Linked DNA regions of Homo sapiens: region 2 is linked to region 1. The links are chromatin contacts, found by Hi-C or POLR2A ChIA-PET in ENCODE. All regions are on one chromosome and are shown on one strand. Each heading gives the region's core, a stretch centred on a gene start or an enhancer-like site at or near the end of the contact. The rest is flanking DNA. Distances are from core to core; before and after follow the strand shown.

The links. Hi-C counts contacts between places; a loop is a spot of excess contacts on that map. ChIA-PET counts read pairs that join two places held with the same protein, here RNA polymerase II (POLR2A). Pooled maps may share reads with other maps.
Region 2: a loop to region 1 is called in a map of PC-3, with 6 times the contacts of the local background. The contact joins two enhancer-like sites. A Hi-C loop is called at or near these places in 5 of 168 maps with a recorded cell type or tissue (PC-3, PC-9, ascending aorta and 2 more) and 4 of 50 pooled maps. POLR2A ChIA-PET finds 5 or more read pairs at or near these places in 3 of 52 experiments (AG04449, K562 and Panc1).

What each region holds. Positions count from the first base shown.
Region 1 is chr13:101,453,159-101,459,714 of GRCh38, forward strand. It overlaps ITGBL1 (integrin subunit beta like 1), which reads left to right. Exons shown (of 11, transcript NM_004791.3): 2 at 725-942. Among named protein-coding and RNA genes, the nearest start is that of ITGBL1, 3.8 kb to the left of the region's middle. Within about 2 kb of position 2,858, at least 5 of the 41 ENCODE cell types and tissues checked have a DNase peak (open chromatin) inside an H3K27ac peak, as active enhancers do; they include PC-3 and PC-9, where a contact is called at or near this core.
Region 2 is chr13:101,496,311-101,502,866 of GRCh38, forward strand. The region is part of intron 2 of ITGBL1 (integrin subunit beta like 1); the gene reads left to right. Among named protein-coding and RNA genes, the nearest start is that of ITGBL1, 47 kb to the left of the region's middle. Within about 2 kb of position 3,286, at least 2 of the 41 ENCODE cell types and tissues checked have a DNase peak (open chromatin) inside an H3K27ac peak, as active enhancers do; they include PC-3 and PC-9, where a contact is called at or near this core.

The DNA.
Region 1 (6,556 bases), core at 1,608-4,107:
TTTCTTTTCTGCAAATACATATCAGGAGGAATTCCTGCTGTGAGTTAAAATGCTATGTGTACCAGTATCTTCTCACAACATGTAAAGCAGAATGATCTGTTTCCCAAGGGCAGCAACAGGAGGTCTGTGTTACATTTTGTATCATCCTGAAAGAGACTGAGTGAGGCACACTGCAATAGTGAAACTAAACTTTTTAAAAGTAGAGTTCCTAAAGACTGCTTAATGCAAATTATGCCCGATGCTATCATAGCATGTCTAACTCTTTCTATAGATTCACGTTTTCTCTTCTGTAATATAAGTGCCCATTGGCCATCAGATAGCAGTGGGACGTTTTTTAAAGGAGAACTGAAAAGTCAGCTGAGTGCCGTACCTTGGATTACTTTGTATTTAATCTAAATGTGCATATAAGATTTAGTGATAAACTACCAAAGAGCAGGGCAGTTCACCTCTGTCCACCTGGAGGAAGGACCTGTGTCCGGGGGCAGGTCACCCATTACACATTTTGGGCCCTGGTCATTTCTCTGGTGGGTGATACCTGTTTGCTTGGGAAAATACAGCCCTTCCAGGCAGCGCTTGGACCCCAGAGAGATGTGGGCCTCAGGCGTCCTGTTCTTGGGGTTGTACGTCTGCACCTGGAGGGGACACTGGGGAGGAAACGTGGGTTCGGAGCAGGGGGCGGCGTCCGCGTCTGACCCGGCCTGCCGGTTGCTTGTCGCCCGCGCAGGAGCTGGCCGGGCGCCGCCTGCAGGCTGTCCCGGGCCGAGTCGGAGCGACGCTGCCGCGCACCTGGGCAGCCCCCGGGGGCCGCGCTGTGCCACGGCCGGGGCCGCTGCGACTGCGGCGTCTGCATCTGCCACGTGACTGAGCCGGGCATGTTCTTCGGGCCCCTGTGTGAGTGCCATGAGTGGGTGTGCGAGACCTACGACGGGAGCACCTGTGCAGGTAAGAGGGCGGCGCTGTCTCCTCCCTCGGGAGGTCGAAACTCCTCTTCTGGGATTTCTGCCACTCCCTAGAAGAGTGAAGGGTGGGGACACGCCTCCCTTCACATAAGCACCAATTAAGTTACTGCGATTGTCACACTTTGGCTAGTTAATTCTGGCATCATTTATCACAACACTTTTATCCCCCAGGCTCTGAACTTGAATGGAAGTAAAGTTTTAAAAATTCATTCACTTAATTATATATTTTATTGTAATTATGATTTTTTAAAGTTGGGATCTTGCTATGTTGCCCTGGCTGGTCCCCCCCCCCCCCCCCAACTCCTGGAATCAAGCTATCCTCCCTCCTGAGCTTCCCAAAGTGTTGGGATTACAGGCGTGAGCCACTGCACCTGGCCGTCATTTGCTTAATTCTAAAATCTCACTTGCCTCTAAAGTTCCTCATTATAGACTAAATTCCCCAATGTCCTCACAAATGGAGTTATTTTACTGGGTTCTCCTATCCCTATCAAGAATGTTAATGATAATATTTGTAGATCTTAGGCCTGTATTTTATTTTACATAGGAAACAGTGGGAGGGGGAATGTATTATTTTCCTCCATTCTAGGGAGGCAGGTTTTGTCTTTGAAGCCTGATTTGCCCTCTCATTATTAGAATATAGTTCACAGGCAGGAGTGCATATCAGAAAACTGTAACAAGGAAAAAAGTAAACGGGCACATATTTACTTAGAATGACTGTTCTTGCATTGTTCTAGCTGCTTGAATTTTTGAGTTGCAATGAAACTTGGTATTTTCTGAGGGTGGAGTGAAAATACATTCATTTCCCTTGCACATTTTTAAGGAGTGATTCAGGTTCTGATATTGGAAAGGGTCAAAAAATTCCTTCCCAGAGAACACCCTTAACCTCTTTACCTGTGTCGTTTTACTTAAGGCCAAGAGCCTCAATTAGTGCCTTGTGAGTGACACAGAACTCCATTAGTGAAAGCACAACACAATGCATTCCAGCCAGGGTTTGGCAAATTTGTAGGAAAAACCAGCCACTTATTTTACCCTCAATGTAGCTAAGAATAATAAGACAGCCAACACTAACATAGAAAGATCAAGAATGAGTTTATAGCAAAATATTTTTTTCTCGGAACCTGGGCCCAGTAGTGTATAAGTTACTTAATATGCAGGCTGCTTGGCAATGCAAAAAATAGTCATAGAAGAAATTTGGAGGGGCGCAGGTGCATCTACTTGATTTGTTTTCCCTGTGAAGGCTGTGGATCAACTCTTTAAAAATACTGAATGCTGGGTGGGGTGGCTCACACCTGTAATCCCAGCACTTTGGGAGGCCGAGGCAGGTGAATCACTTGAGGTCAGGAGTTCAAGACCAGCCTCGCCAACTTGCTGAAACCCAGTCTCTACTAAAAATACAAAAATTAGCTGGGCGTCGTGGCATGTGCCTGTAATCCCAGCTACTTGGGAGGCCGAGGCAGAATTGCTTGAACCTGGGAGGCAGAGGTTGCAGAGAGCCAAGATCATGCCACTGCACTCCAGCCTGGGCAACAGAGCGAGACTTCATCTCAATAAATAAATTAATAAATAAAATTAAAATATTGGATGCCACAACTTGTTATTTAACTTCGCAGTCCTACAAACCGCAGTATAATTAAGGGTAGCCCTTTGGAATGAAAGCTAAGTTACCGCCTAATATTTCATTCCAAATTTGACTGTTACTTGGCTTCTCTGACCTATGGCCTCTGGCAAGCCCTCTTCAATATCATGAATTTTGAACAAATTTTCCAGGGCTTTTTCTCTTGTTTTATTAGAGAAGTAAGAGGTAAGATGCAGCCTTTAACTGGTGAAAGTTGTGAGTGTCGTCAGATTCACTTTCCCTGTTGAAGAACCTAGGCTGGTGCTTTTCTCCGAGAAACTATGCAGAAGGAATGCTGTGGTAGACAGCATTCCTTTTTCCCTCCCATAGAAAATGATATGTTGTTTACTCATAGCATCTTAGTCACTGCATTCCTTCCTTCTTGATACGAAATGCAGGACTGAGTCAAGCATGGTTTTGTTTGGTTATGCATGCATTTCTGTAGAAGATGAAATGCTTCTCTTTATTTTAATACTGAATGGAATAATGAAGTTCATTTTTTATTCTCATCTTGCTGACTGATGCCCATCAAAACTTACTCTACAGGGCCTTGAGCAGAATCTGTCCCCGCAAATGCCCTGACCACGTTTGTGGGGCCCATGCGGAGATCCCTACAAGTAGCACCTAGGGCTGCCTTGCGAGCCCGTCGATGTATTCCATGCTTCAAATTTAGCTTCTCAGTTTTATTTTTAAGAGATAGTTCCAGTTGTATCACTGGAATATGGAAATATAGCAGGTTTCCTATGTTTATGTGCCCCTGTGCTTTCACCTCCATGAAAGTTCCTGTAGGTCCTTTCCAGAAATAGAGTAACTTTCGGAGACCTCTCCAACTTCTAAGAAGAAAACAAAATCCTTCTCTTATAGTACTATATCATGGAGTGATTAAAAGTGTGGGCTCTGGGCTGGGTGTGGTGGTTCATGCCTATAATCCTAGCACTTTGGAAGCCTGAAGCAGGTGGATTACCTGAGGTCAGGATTCAAGACTAGCCTGGAGAACATGGTGAAACACCATCCCTACTAAAAAACACAAAAATTAGCTGGGCTTGGTGGCATGTGCCTGTAATCCCAGCTACTTGGAAGGCTGAGGCAGGAGAATCGCTTGAACCCGGCAGGCAGAGGTTGCAGTGAGCTGAGATGATGCCGTTGCACTCTAGCCTAGGAAACAAGAATGAGACGCTGTCTCAAAAAAAAAGTGTGGACTCTGGGAGACAATTTCCAGGATTCAAATCCTAGTCCTATTACTTAATAGCTGTATGAACTTGGGCAGTTACTTAAACATTCTGAGCCTTGATTTCTTCATCTGTAAAATGGGAATAACAGTACCTAACTTATAGAGCTGTTGTAAGGTTTAACATATGTAAAATACTTAGACTAGTGTCTGACATGAAGTAAGTGCTCAGTACATATTAAAATGTATATATACATAATATTATTACAATGATGCATAACAAGTGGGCTAGTATGGATGGAAGGATGGGTGGATGGAGATGACAGATGGGTAGATAGATAGCTGGCCCAGTGTTTGTTGGGCATTTAATGCAGTGAGAGCAATTTACTTCTCTTCATGTAGTCTGGGTCTGTTACTGATTCAAGGCCCAAAAAGTCAAGTAGGGATAACTATTTTGGCCCAGCCTCAGGGCAGCTGTATTAGATACACTATGCCCTTTTAAAGTTAAGTCCATTGGGATTATTATACTGTGAATCATAAGAACCATACTTATTATAGTTTGCGCTGGTTGAAAGTGATTAGGTTCCCTCCATTAGAAGTCTGTTTCTTCCAGTGTCCACTTGTTCGTGGCACATGCATCTTCCACAGACTTTTATAGCATAAAGATCCAGCCAAGTGAGTGTTCCTATGGATGTGATGGTCTATTAAGGGGTAAAATAATTTTGGTAGAATGGTGAAACCCTGTCTCTACTAAATATACAAAAATTAGCTGGGTGTGATGGTGTGCGCCTTGTAGTCCCAGCTACTCGGGAGGCTGAGGCAGGAGAATTGCTTGAACCCAGGAGGCAGAGGTTGCAGTGAGCCAAGATTGCGCCATTGCACTCCAGCCTGAGTGACAGAACGACACTCCATCACAAAAAAGGAAAGAAAAAAAGAAAGAATGGCAAAATGTTTGATTGCATGGAAAGAAACTTTCAGTTGATATTTCTAAAGCATTCCTGGTTGACCCCATGACCAGCTACAATGACACTTAAATAATGTATTGTTTTCTTAGAAATCTTTTGAAATTGCTGTTGAAATATGTCACTTAAAGAGTTTCAGTTTTAGTAATTTAGGAAGAGCTAATTGAATTCAATTTAGCAACACTTATGAAGCACTGCATATTTTCTAGGCTCTGTCCTGTTGAAGGGAGTGTAAAGATGAGGGATAGAAGGCAGCTTACCATTGAGTAGGGAGACACAGAGAAATACCAGATATCTATAATGTAATGCAAAATATCATCTGTACAAATTTTTATGAGGGCTCCATTGAGCCAGGGGTTATATATTATGGCTAAAAGTTCTTGAGAAAGAGGTAGCATTTGACATAAGCACTTGAGTACTGGGAGATTTTTTAATCCAAAAAGTGGACTGTTGGAATTCTGAGTAAGGAAAATCTTAAGCAAAAGTGTAGAAGCAGAAAAACATGTGGATGTTTGGGAAATAGGGCTACAAGGGTTGGCTTGGCTGGATCTTAGAGCTGTAAGGAAAGTAATAAAAGATATGTTGAGAATTACAGTTGATCATATTGTAGAGAGTTTGTTCTTGATTAAACAGCATATAAGAGCTATTAAGAGTCCAAATATAGGAGTGATCATTAGTGCTCTGATTTATGGAAAGAAATACAGTCATTCCTTGATATCTGCTGGGAATTAGTTCTAGGGAGCCTCCCCCACCAGTGGATACCAAGGATGTTCCAGTCTCTCATATAAAATGGTGTAGTATTTGCATGTAACCTATACACATCCTCTAGTAAACTTTAAATCATCTCTTGATTACATATAATACCTCATGCAATGTAAATGCTATGTAAATAGTTGTTATACTGTATGTTAGTTGTATTATTTTGTACTACACTTTTTTATTTTCTGAATAGTTTTAATCTGCCAATGAGGAGCCCACAGATATGGAGGCCCGACCGTATGGTGCCCAAAAGCATGGCAAGTTAAAGTAGAGAACCAATGGGGAGGAACTCCACGGGAGAGGCAATAAGAACAGAATTATTATTTTTTTAAAGGCCATTTAAAAGTAAAATCAATATGAATTAGTGTCCAAGGATGAGTAAGATGAATTAAAACTCATGCTGGGTTTTTAAGTCTGCGAGATCAGAAGTGTGATGGAACTGATGGAGTCAAGAAATCACAGGAAAGAACCAGATAACCAAATCCATGACTTAAAGTTCTTTTAAAAGAACTCTCATTTTTAAGTGGAATTGATATAAAATGAAAAATTAATGCTAGCAGAAAGAGATTCTGATTTCATTGGCCACCACGTTTGGGGCAGGATGGGAATCTTGTCTGAATTGTTAACGTGGGTTAACTTGTTTATGTTGTTAACCTTGAGCCAGGTTTTTAATTTACCTGATATTTAGTGCCTTTTTCTGTAACAGTATCCTTATGGATATGAAGAACCTTCTATTCTGTGTGACATTGAGCATGATTTTATGTATGTATGTATAAATTTATTTAATATTCATATCCTTTATATACTTCTACATTTATTCAGACTATACGCCATCCTTAGCTGGGTGTGGTGGCTCACACCTGTAATCCCAGCACTTTGGGAGGCTGAGGTAGCTGGGATGGCTTGATCTCAGGAGTCTGAGACCAGCCTGGGGAACATGGTGAAACTCTGTCTCTACAAAAGATACAAAAATTAGCTGGGCATGGTGCACACCTGTAGTCCCAGCTACTAGGGAGGCTGAGAGGGGAGGATGGCTTGAGCCCAGGAGGCATAGGTTGCAGTGAGCCATGATCATGCCACCGCACTGCAGCCT
Region 2 (6,556 bases), core at 2,036-4,535, 44 kb after region 1:
GAGCACAGATCTCTGATCCTGTAAGTCATTTAAATTCTTGTGTTTCAAATTCCCTCACTGTAAAAGGAGTGGCTTGACCTAGATGATCTCAAAAGTCTCTCCAAGCTTGAAAATTCTGGTTCTATGATTTTAATATTTAACAATACACATAATTGTGCTTGTGCTTGCATGATAATTAGGCATGCATGATAATGGGGCACAGTGAATGACTGTAATTAGCTTTACTCCTACAGAGAAAAAATCTATTTTTAAGTCTTTCCACTTCTCATCTTATTGGTTTTTTAAAATATTGATAATCAGTATCAATGGCCTTTGACTTTCCCTTGGAACCTTTTACCCTTACCATCCTCAACTTCCTTCTTGCCACTGCTCTCTGTCATTATAGCGGTAATCACAAATCCACACATATATTAGAGACCATTATGTTGAATATTAATTCCTGCAGAGCTGAATTCTTCCTGTTCTGACTTTCAGGTAGGACAATCCTCTCCCATGTCCTTAATTTTCATCCAATAAAGGTACTTTTGTGGAAGCTTCCTGCCATATCCTGAATAAAGGTGTCCTTAAAAATCCAGAGATGAACATGGAGGAATTAGGTAAACAGGATCTGTTTCACAGGGGCCTGTGGAAAGCCTGGGATGTTGTAGTATCAGGCATGTAGATCATAGTAAAGGGGATGTCAAGGAGCCAGGGGAGCCTGGGACAAGCATGGCAGAGGGCAAAGCCCACAGTGTGAGAGGCCTGGGGGCCTGCTGACCCACCTGGGAGTTCTGAGGCCAGAGGGAAAAGAGAGGGAGAGTTGTCCTTACAGGATGAGAGAAGCTAGAATTGTGGCCCTTTACTTTAGAAGTAGCCTTCTGGCTCTGTAAGTAAATTTACCTGACAATCATATTAATTATTATAACTAACATTAATTCTACAAATGTGCAAGGAACTGTGATAAGTACTGTAAAAGAATGATTTAACTCCTCACATTATTCCTTTTAAGTAAATCCTTTTGAATCCCTCAATTGTAGGTTGATGATCTAAGTACTAGAGAGTTCTGAAAACTTGATCCCAGTGATATGAGTAGCAGGCGATGGAGCCAGCTTTAGACACAAGGCGATGACATTTTCTTTTCCCTTCTACTCACCCCACAGTCCGTATGCCATCCTCAAAATATGTAATTGCAATGTCAATTTTTCCTGTTTCGTTGGACCAGGACATGTAAACCATGGAGGCAGAGTCTGAAAAGTTCTACGTAATTGAGCAAAGTAGTGAAAAAGTGAAGCTGGAAACGAAAGACAAGTTTTGATTCCACTTGGTGTGTTTTAATTTAAGTTGGCCACCAGGAGTTCCTGAGCAAAGGTGCTCACTGTCTCTAGTGGTACTTGTCTTCCTGAGATGGAAGCTCTCGGTCCTTACTCCCCAAGTGACCATGTCACGCTCCTTAAGGGCAGTCTCTCCAGATGATGACCAAATGGTTTGTAGGGAAGATTTTAACTCTGATGTGGAGGGGCTCTTCAAGCAAATATTTTGTCTCTTCTCAGTACAGTAATTAAGCTGATAATTTTTTTTTTTTTTACCTTTTCGGGCCACTACAACATTCTCTGCTCTTGGATTCAAAGATGAATGTTCCTTCCACACAGTTTAATACGTCTACAGTTCCAGCCGAGGTTGGGGGAGATTTTGTCTGATCAGGATGTTTTTCCAATAGTAGTGTCTGGTTCTGTGTTGGGATTTCACTCAGTAAGGTTTTCCATTCAGTTTTATGATTTGGTACTCCTGGTATGCACATCTTAATATATCTGACCCTTCACTTTAAATTTTTGTTGCACTTTTTCTTTTTTTTAAATTTTGTACCAAAAAAAAATGTTCTGTATCCGAGACCTCATATAGCTTCTATTGGGAGTTGTCTCCACTTCAAACTTACATTTCCTTTGAAATCCCAGTGAGTAGCCTTACTTTCCATATGGCCTGATGAGAATGTATTTCCCTTGCAGATGTGAACAAGCTTTTTATTTTTAACTTCTCAAATAAGATGTACATCCAAGACTGTTAAAATAATCTTCCATAATGATTTGTCTTAGAGTAGAAATATGTGGCATATTTTTAATCATAAATACATATACACATTATAATTGTTCTTCTGTATTTAAGTTAGTACCTGTGATTTGTTTATCCAAGACAGATGGTAAGGGGTGATACTTTTGTCAGCTTACATCTAGAGATCTATAGTAGGGTTAATTTAGAATTCAAGTAATTTTTGTTCAAGGCTTTATGATTTTATGAAGAAAAAATAGGAAGAGGTTAAATGTCATCAAGCATTCAGTTTAAAAAATATACAGATGACCTAAATAATTTGTTCAGTTGTATACTTATATATAGGTGTATGATGTATTACTCAGCTTAAACCTCCAGTCCTTTCTCCTAGAGCCTAATAGCATGAACGGCCGCAGATGGGGATTTTACCTAGGTTTCTGTGTTAGCCTGTTTTTAGGCTGCTGATAAAGACGTACCTGAGTCTGGGTAATTTATACAGAGAAACAGATTTCATGGACTCACAGTTCCATGTGGCTGGGGAGGCCTCGCAGTCATGGTGGAAGAGAAAAGGCACGTCTTACATGGCAGTGGGCAAGGAAAGAAATGAGAACCAAGCCCCTTATAAAACCATCAGATCTCATGAGACTTATTCACTACCACTAGAACAGTATGGGGGAACCTGCCCCCATGATTCAATTATCTCCCTCTCACAACTCATGGGAATTAGGGGAGCTACAACTGAATGTGACATTTGGGTGGGGACACAGCCAAACCATATCAGTTTCTGAATGTCCTCTTCAGGCACAATTTTGCCTTGTGTTATCTGTGCTCTAAGTTCATGCTGCTTGTTTCCTGGCTATCTGCAAAAATAATAAAATAAAATGCAGCTTCAGACTCCTGCATTTGCCACATATACTTTTCTTATGCTTTACAAACTTTATCCTAGTTATCAAAGACCAGGTGTTGCTGGATATTTCTGCTTTGGCTTCTACTTTTCTTTAATTCTGTCAACCCCTCCCTCATGTCTTTACACTGCAATTACATAGAGGTACTCAGTACAAAATATATTGTATCAGCAGCATAGATGGCTGCAGAGATTGCCTTACAGTAGAAGGCAGTAGAAGTTTTTATGGTTTTATATGGAGAAAGAAAATTGTTTGCTAGCACTCAGATATTCTTCTCCTTAAGTTCGTTTCTCCCGACTTTGACTTTCACTATAAAATGCCCTGACTCACTTTTGGAACTGGAGCAAAGAGAACAAGAGAAGTGATCTAGAGTTGCTACTTCTTGCTTGGGCAAATAAATGCCTCATGCTTCCCCTGTCCCTTTAGTGTGAGTCACATAGAAGACTTTGGCAATTGATTTTTCTATTTATAATCAGATATCCCCATAGGAATCTTTACTGGATTACTCTGACTTTAAAAAAGGAGAGAGATTTCTGTATTTAAAATGTTTCATAAAAATAATTGGGGAAAAGAGAAACAAGAAATAAGAGATGGCTCAGGGCTTAGATGCCTGTGTCCCCTAATTTGCCCCTGAGATGGAGGACATTCCTGCCTTCTGCTGCGTCAGCCTCCTTCCACTGGCTCTTCAACCTCCTGGACCTCAGTGTGGCTTTCCAGGTGTGGCCACTGGCTGGCCTTGGGCCTGTCACCACTCCTTTCATCTGATGCCTTCCCCCACTGAAGGCCATAGGTTTATCTTCCACCATCAGTTTGTCTTATTAAAACTGGCCACTCGACCCTTGCATTTTCTGTGGTCTCACAAAATAACACCTAAGGATAAAGACAGTAAATCCAGAATACACTTTGTTTAATTCCTCATGTTGAGGATCATTTTTGATCATTGCCTGCTCCAACAAGCCAGAAAAAAAAAGTCCAATAAAATATATTATGCAGTATCTCTTTATAAATTGTTTTCTTGAATAGTTATGAGTGGAGTCCATTGGATTCCCATTTATAACAGAGTTTAATGTAGTGAAATTCCTGCTGACTGATATTGGAAATGAAAGTTTCATTTATAAGGATGCAATTAAAGCATTGCCAAGTTAAAAATGTCATGTTGCTCTTTGTCAATGAGGTTCATTATGCTATATTATTATATCTGTGTGAATCCTTTCTTCTCAGGAGCGAAATGTTCTTTCTGAATATTAACCAACTGCTACAAAATTCTTCAGAGATTATTATTCTTTCAAATTACATGAATTTAAAAATCATTTACTAATGAATCCTCCTGAATTTCTCAGAAAAAGAAAGAACTCGAGCAGATTTACCCATTGGTAAAGGAAACTGCCCCTTCTCTGATATTGGGTTGGTTAGTAACCATTCAGTTGCATTTTTCCTGCACTTTCATGTAAGTCAGTCATAGATGCAGAAGGGCATCCTGGTGGGAAGTAGCATTTTACAGCCTTTAAGCAGACTGTTTTTCTAAATATAATAACAATGAAAACTATTTGGATACACATGTAAGTCCTTTGTGAGGCTTGAGTCTAGATGAAATATCAGAGTCTACTGCAACATCCAGTCTGAGGGTGCCTTTGAACCATTTCAGGACAAAAGCAAATTAAACTTGGAATCCTATCCCAACTTCATTACCTAGCTGAATGTACTCACAGTTCATCTAACCTAATTGCTCTTCCTGCTTCCTCCTGACAGTAAATGAAATAATAATGACAATTATTTTAAAACAGTAAAGGGATATATAACTTAGTGGTTGTTATTCTGATTACTACTGTGTGTCTCCTCTGCTTCACAATGGGTAGAGTTTAGTTTGATGGGTGGTTCACCTTTTGGCTCCTGCTATTTGGCTTAATTGATGATTGGCAGGCAATCTGGCTTAAATCTGATGACCTTTCTTCAGGAAAGGAAGGGTGAAATGAAGAGATGGTAAGAATTCCTCCCATATTTCCTGATCTATCTTTGGTGGCCCAGGCTTCCAGAATTCCCTGAATCACACTCCTCTGCAGAATCCTTGCAGTAATGGTTGACCATAGTATGGAGAGTGACTGTCCTGTTATCTACTGTTGGTGTGGCTAGACTTATTCTGCCAGCTTATCTGCTGGCTCCCAGGAACCCAGTGGAATGGGAGTCCTGGCATGCAGTGCCCTGTGAATTCAATTTCCAGGCAAAACCAAGGAAGAGCTTTCCTTTCGAGAATGCAGCTGACACTGACATCCTCAACAACACTTTAAATACAATGATTACAGTAAACAAAAATACAATGTCGTAAAAAAGAAAAATGACTCTTAGATATTACCCAGCAAGGAAACCACAGTGTTCCAGAGAATTGTAATGCCCCATGATAGCCCTTAAACTCCCTCACCACTCCTACTTTTTGATAGAAAGATCTGTAAGGGCTACATGACCTTAGGCTCTACTCCCCAGCAAGGTCAGTTTTGTTCTATGGAATATACTATAATGTTGATTGTTGTGTTCCCATAAGGTCAGCACATCTCCAAGGTCTGTCCTAACAGATAAACTTTTGGATCAGTGGTGAGCAGACTAGGACAGGTATAACATGTGCTCCCTAACCAGCTTCCTGAAGTGGCTCATGGTTGAATTTTTGGGAATCCTTTATCACAAAGATGGAGAAATTGGGGACCAGAAGGTTGAATGTAAGCCAGTTCCTTTTCCCCAGAGGCTTCCCTCTCACCTGAAAGGGCATTTTTGGGTGAGCCTCATCGTTGAAAGAAAGTGGGATACAAACAAAACAAAAAATAAGAATGTGTATTGGCCCCCAAGCAGACACCCTAATTTAGGGATTAATGGATATCATAGATATAAGTACACACTTAAAAAAAACAACTAATGCTCTTTGATAGCTTAAACCTTAAGTCTTTAATTTTATGCACATTATTATTTTTTATTTTCCAATTTAAAACATTTGCTTCGTTAAATAAAACACACATTAAGGAAACCACATAGGACCATGTGTGATATAATAAGTTATCAGAAGGTTGAATTCTTACATTTACTACTCAGGCTAAGAAATTAGTCTGTGGCCATGCTGGAGCCCTGTGTCCCATCCTAAGTTTGTTCTCACTCTCTTTCTTCAAAAGAGATCATTATCTTGGTGCCTAGTCCTTCATTTATTTATTCACTTATTCAACAAGCATTATGGTGTGCCTGGCATATGTCAAATCTTTTCCATCTGAAAGATTCAGAATGGTCTCTTAGGTATATGAGATAACATTCTAAATTAATTTTATTCTCCTGGCCTGCAAATTTATTCTCAAAAACTGCTAGTTATATGGTTGCTCTGTTTACTTGGGGACAGGTAGGCTGGTTCATACATTTACTAATTAAATTACTTTTATTGCTAACTCTGAATATTTAATGCCTTGTTTGGCAATTATGAGAGATATGAGTAAACCACAGTCTTTGCTTCTACAATGATTATACATTATCCAAACATAATGCAAAGGAAATGTTACCAGTAAGAATGCCAGAGGCCCTTTTCCCCTAAATTCTCATGTGCCTCGTTCCAGGAAGAAAAAAAGAAAGATTTAGGATGTTTCTTTCTACATCAGTCATTC